Regions from separate parts of the Homo sapiens genome. Here region 1 is linked to region 2. A link is a loop called in an ENCODE intact Hi-C map of the cell type or tissue named here. Cell type or tissue: heart right ventricle. All regions are shown on one strand. Links, peaks and the distances in the headings refer to the core of each region. The heading gives the core; the rest is flanking DNA. Region 1 has its middle 61 kb from the start of LINC01742. Region 2 has its middle 39 kb from the start of LINC01742.

Region 1 (2,911 bases), core at 294-2,793, 100 kb after region 2:
GCATCTACGGAAAATGTATTACTAACAACATAGTTAATGGTAGAAGACTGACTACTCTACCCCAAAGATCAGGAACAAAGCAAAGATGTGTGATCTCACTTTGTACTGTATTCAACTTTGTACTGAAAGTTCTAGCTAGTGCAATAAGGCAAGAAAAGTAATAAAAGGCACACAGATAGAAAAGAAAGAAGTAAATTTGTCTTTTTTTCTCAGATTATATGATTGCATAAGTAGAAAATACTAAGGAATCCACCGAAAAAAAGCTAGAAAGAGAGTATCTGGCAATTTCAAAAGATGCAAAGTAAATACAGAAAAATCAATTGCATTTGGACATGCTAGGAGTGGACAATTACAATAGTGGCAAAAATATGAACTACTTAATGGTCAGTTGAATAAAAGATGGGCAGGACCTATCAACTTAAATATACAAAATATTGTAGTAGAAATTAAAGACCTAAATAAATAGAAAAATATAGGTGTTCATGGATTGAAAGACGAGATAATGTTAAGCTTTCAATTCTCCCCAAGTTGATCCGTAGATTCAATGCAATACAATTCTTTTATTTTAAGTGTTTGTTTGTTTGTTTGTTTGTTTGTTTGTTTTTGAAACAGAGTCTCTCCTTCTGTCACGCAGGCTGGAGTACAGTGGCGCAATCTCAGCTCACAGCAAACCCAGTTTTCTGAGTAGCTGGGATTACAGGCGTGCGCCCCCACACCCGACTAATTTTTGTACTTTTAGTAGAAATAGGGTTTCGCTATGTTGGCCAGGCTGGTCTCGAACTCCTGGCCTCAAGTGATCCACCTGCCTTGGCCTCCTAAAGTGCTGGGATTATAGGCGTGAGCCACCGCACCATGCCAATTCAAAAAAATTTTAATCAAAATCCTAGCAGGCTTCTTGTAGAAATGAGCAAGCTAATTCCAAAGTTCATATGGTAATACAAAGGAGCTAGAACAGTCAAAACAACTTTAAAGAAAATGAAGAACAAAGTTGGTGGACTGACACTACCAGATTTCAAAATTTACTAGAAAGCTGCAGTATTCAAGACAGTATGGTATTGGTATAAGATTAGATAAGCAGGTCAATAGAATAAAGTCAAAAAATAAACCTTTAATTATAGAGTCAATTGACTTTTCCCAGTGGTGCCAGGGTCATGTAATGGGACACTTGCACGCCCCTGAGAATGAGCACCTCCTTACATCTAAGCTCCTGGGGGTCTCACTTGTCTCAACCTAGCCCCAGTCCTGCTACTGTGGGATCTTGTAAGTTACGGTGGATGAAAACTCTTACTCTCTTCAGGGTGCATCAGATTGACATCTCACCAAATTGGTTAAACACTCTTGGAAGACTGAGGTGCCATCTCCCACGTCTTGTTCCACAGTTGGGGATCGGTTGACACCAACACTGAATTATTTTATGTCCCCCAAACACACACACATGCAGCCTTTAGGCCTTGCCTCCGTGGCCTCTTCTGAGAAATGGGACCAGTAAAATGGTCCCCTCTTTTCTCAGGCTGCCCAAGAGCCCATTGGCAGTTTTCAATCTCTAGAAAGAGACTCAGCCTCCCCCTGGAAAAGTGCCCAATCCCACAGGCTGGGAAAATGCCTTTGATTCCTCAAGCAGCCTCAAGTAGCAGATGTTGTCATGGCCCCAGTGCTTGGCCCATCTCAGAGGTGCAGCTCCAGGCTGCCACAGGAGACAGTCACTGCCCCCTACAGCATCCTACCCCAAGCACCTGCACTCTCTGCCTGAGTGGAGTGAACTATGCCTCAATGCCATAGCCTCTGGACCCTTCTAGAGAGCAGCCCACATTCTCTTGGACGGACCCCAGAAGGACTGCACTCCAGCTGCCCCCAGCATCGTTATCTCCGTGCGTTGTTTTTCCCTGTCTCTTCCTTCCCGGCTCCTCACCATGCTTCCTGGATCCCATCCCAGATAAACTACTTGTATCTGAAGTTTATCTCAGGTCTGCTAGTGGGGGCACCCAAGCTAAGACACAAGTTTCACTAGCATATTTGGGTATTCCTAGAGAATTGCAACTCATCAAAGCTGAGGGCTGATTTGCTCATTAATATGGGCATCTACTCTAAATTGACACAAGCTGCGAACGTCTCACAGGTTTGTTGAGCTGTAAAGTGGACAGTGTAGCAGCAACCAGGAGAAACCTGAATCCAGATGAAGCGATGTGACCAGGAGAACCACAGTGCCATTGCAGTGGCTGGATTTGATCTTTATGAAGTCATAGTGATCCCTGTTGTGGAACCCAGGTGGGGACATTCAATAAAATCCATCCTCGTGCCACAGTATTCACCCATTTCCTGAAAATGTTCTTTTAAAAGTGAAACAAATGAGCAAAAAGCAACCACCAAAAATATTAGTGATGCTTTACATACTTGCAATTCAAACAGTGGCCCCAGACCAGCCACATTCCCTTCACCTGGGAGCTTGTTAGAATTGTCCCACCCAGACCTGCTGAATCAGACTTTGCTTTTACACAAGATCCAGGTGACTCAGGGGCACATCACAGTTTAGAAAGTGCTGCTCTAAGGGATGTTGGCTTTGCAGAACAGGGCAGTTAATCTACAGGTTCTGGGGTTGAATCCTGGCTCCATCGCTTACTAGCTCTGTGGCTTGCGGCCAGTCCCTTAACCTCTCTGGGCCTCAGTTTCCTCATTGGTTAGGTGCCTACCCCCTAGAGCTGCTATGAGACTTCAATGCAATCATCAATATAAATTGTTTAACACAATACCTGGCATGTACTAAGTGTACACACATTTTAGCTCTTAGCCTGGTCATCCCTGCAGCATGATGAGTAAGCAGTCCTGGTTTTCTGAACAGTACTTGAAAGGTTGTATAATAATAAAATATTTTGGATGTGGAGTGAGTCAAGGGTGAGATTTCTCATCTCAGCTC
Region 2 (2,911 bases), core at 274-2,773:
GCCCAGGCATGTTTTTGGAAAGTTCAGAATACTCTGCCTACACATGTCAGCTGGGAGGGCTTAGAAAGAGTTACCTGCTGCAACATGGACAAACCTTGAGGACATTAGGCTAAGCAAAATAAGCCACTCATGAAAGGACAGACGGGATAATTCTGCTTGGAGGAGGCACCTAAAGTGGCCGGAGTCACAGAGACGGGAAGTAGAATGGAGGTTGCCAAGGGCTTGGGGGAGGGGGAACGGGGAGGTATTCAAGCCAGGCCAAATTTCAATTCGTGGTGATGAAAACGTTCTACTAGGCCAGGAACAGTGGCTCACGCCTATAATCCCAGCACTGCGGGAAGCCGAGGAGGGCAAAACACCTAAAGGTCAGGAGTTTGAGACCAGCCTGGCCAACATGGTGAAACGCCATCTCTACTAAAAATACAAAAATTAGCCAGGCGTAGTGGTGGGCACCTGTAATCCCAGCTACTAGGGAGGCTGAGGCAGGAGAATTGCTTAAGGCCAGGAGATGGATGGTGCAGTGAGCTGACATGGCACCACTGCACTCCAGCCTGGGTGACAAGAGCAAAAGTCCGTCTCAACAACAACAAAAAACTCTTCTGATGGAAGGCAGTGACAGTTGTACAACAATGTGAATGATGTGAATGTACTTAGTGACCCTAAGCCATATGTAAAATCCTGTGCGTATTTTACCACAATTTTTTAAATAAACCTTCCCCAAATCTACAAACATGACATCTTTGAGATTTGCACAAAGCTTCCATCTACAGTGAGGAAGTTTCACCTCATTGTCTGGAAGCCCCAACCACTAAAAATTGGGGTCCGAGGTTCTCAGTTTCTTGTCACCCCTTCACTGCTCCCCCACCCTTACTAGCCTATTACTGCTCCCACTAACACTGCCCTCCAAGTACTAGGCCCACAGCCACAGCGGCCCGGCGCCGTCCCCACTGCCGCTCTCGAGAACCAGCCATCAACAGCTCCACACAAGCTCTCTTTTCTGTTTTACCAACAGAACTGGGACTGGACGGGTTTAACCCCAGGGCTCTGGCAGTTTCCATTTCTCTGTGTTAAAAAAGCTTTTAGCCTAAACTTAAGCCAAGTATGCCTCCAGGAAATACTTGCTTCTTCCCTGTCCCCCAGGGAACCAGGCCTGGGGCCAGACGAAAGAAGCAAAGAAAAGGGAATTTATGCACTGAAAAAACTGGGGCAAGAAGGACTGCCAGCTGTTCCGGCCACAGCCTGTCCCATCTTTGGGGATGGTGCTGGTCCGGTCACTGTGTAGGAGTGCTAGACTGTCTTGTGCATGGAGAATTGGGAAGAACGTGGACCTGGAGTCAGAGGCCTGGGTGCTGGCTCTGTCTGAACTGGACTGAGAAGGATAAAGGGACACTCGCTGGAAGGATTTGCTGATACAGTCCACACAGAGGCTCTGCCTGTGTGCACACAGATCAGAATACGCACTTAATGAGTGGTTATGCCCACGAAGAAGAAAGGGGAGAAGGAGGAGACAGAGGAGGAGGTGGGGATGGAAATGGTAACAACTCTCTCAGCCAACCCTCAGATGAGTCAAGCTGGCTACTGAGGTCACAGGAGCCCAACCCAAAGTAGCTGAGAAGCAAAAGGGAGTTTACTGGTTCATTTTAAGGCATTTTTCAGAAGTAGGTCTGGCTGCAGGCACAGCTGGATCCAGGAACTCAGGCTCTGTCTTCTGGGGTCTTTCTCCTTCTCGCCTCTACCTACTTGTACTCAGCTTCTGGCTCTCCTCCATCAAAAAGGCTCCTGTCCTTCGGCCCCATGGCGGAGACAGCAGCCCCTGCTATTCTAGGTTTGTGTCCTCCCAGTGGTAGGAACAACACAAAAAGCTTCTTCCTGTCTGTCTCCAAGCACAGCAATTTCAGGGAATACTGTTTCTGGCCCAACCTCTTGACAAGAGGGATGGGGCCATAATGGCTTAGGTCAGGTCACCTGCCATCCCAGGGGGTACAGGGACCGGGCTCTGTGATGACAGTCCCAGAAGAATCATCCTTGTTCTCCAAAGGAAAGGGACGTGGTCCTACATCATGCAAAGGAAGGGGCAGACCCTTCCTTTCCTTTCTCTTCCTTCCACTGCCCCACCCTTGACACCCCACTTCCCAGAGACCATTAAGACCATCAGGTGACCAACTGCCAGGTGGGAAAGGACCTGAATGACTTACCAGCCATTTGTACCTTCAAGTGAATTCATTTCAGGGGGTTGCTCTCATCCCTCTCAGTTAAATGGTGTTCAGATAGTGGAATGAGGGAATGGAGGAGATACTGGAATGTGGCTGAATATTTCATCGAGAAGGGAGGCCAGCTTTGTGTTTTGTTTTCTACACCGTCCCAGTGAGCCTGCTCCAGACCAGGAATGCTCACAAGCACCTCCACCGTTCATCCTGAATGGCTCTGGAGGTCAAGGCTGGGAAAACCGTGGGAAGGTGGTTTGGGGGTCTCCCTTGGTCTACCCCAAGGTTTTCCCGGGGGCAGCCCAACCCAAGCCTCCTGTGAAGCGGAAGCCACTTCCAGCACAACACTTGGAGCGCTTGGAGCACCTTGTGGCCGACATCGAATGTCATTCCTGCCCTACATCTTCGCTGCATTCATCAACCTACATTTTCACTGCATTCATCAATGCCTTAGGTGGTCACAGCACCCGTTCCTCTGGCCACAGTGGTAGGCTCAGGAGTGGGCAATTGGCCTCAGCCAGGCCATTTGGGGCCCTCTCTGAAAATGGCTGTGTTTGCTGTTGTTGGTAAAGTGGCTTTTCCTTTTGGGTGTGGAGCTGTGAGGACACCCGTGGAGGACAGCTGGGGTGCCCCCTGACTGCAGGGCAAGGCAGCCTCTTTGCTAGAAGTGGAACAGAAGCCACTTAGAATCAAGTGAGGAGAGACAG

What was found. Hi-C counts contacts between places; a loop is a spot of excess contacts. Peaks named below come from ENCODE experiments on the same cell type or tissue, not always from the same donor. Only the 100,000 strongest peaks of a DNase experiment are listed, where the experiment ranks them.
Region 1: it touches region 2 in a loop (1.8-fold over the local background); 1 of 110 quality-filtered maps calls a loop at or near these places.

Annotation. Positions count from the first base shown.
Region 1 is chr20:58,063,182-58,066,092 of GRCh38, forward strand. No RefSeq gene overlaps it. Among named protein-coding and RNA genes, the nearest start is that of LINC01742, 61 kb to the left of the region's middle. In heart right ventricle, for the core only: no CTCF peak of the experiment used is centred there; no DNase peak of the experiment used is centred there.
Region 2 is chr20:57,963,130-57,966,040 of GRCh38, forward strand. No RefSeq gene overlaps it. Among named protein-coding and RNA genes, the nearest start is that of LINC01742, 39 kb to the right of the region's middle. In heart right ventricle, for the core only: no CTCF peak of the experiment used is centred there; a DNase peak (open chromatin) is centred at 1,255; H3K27ac peaks cover 2,169 bases; H3K27me3 peaks cover 532 bases.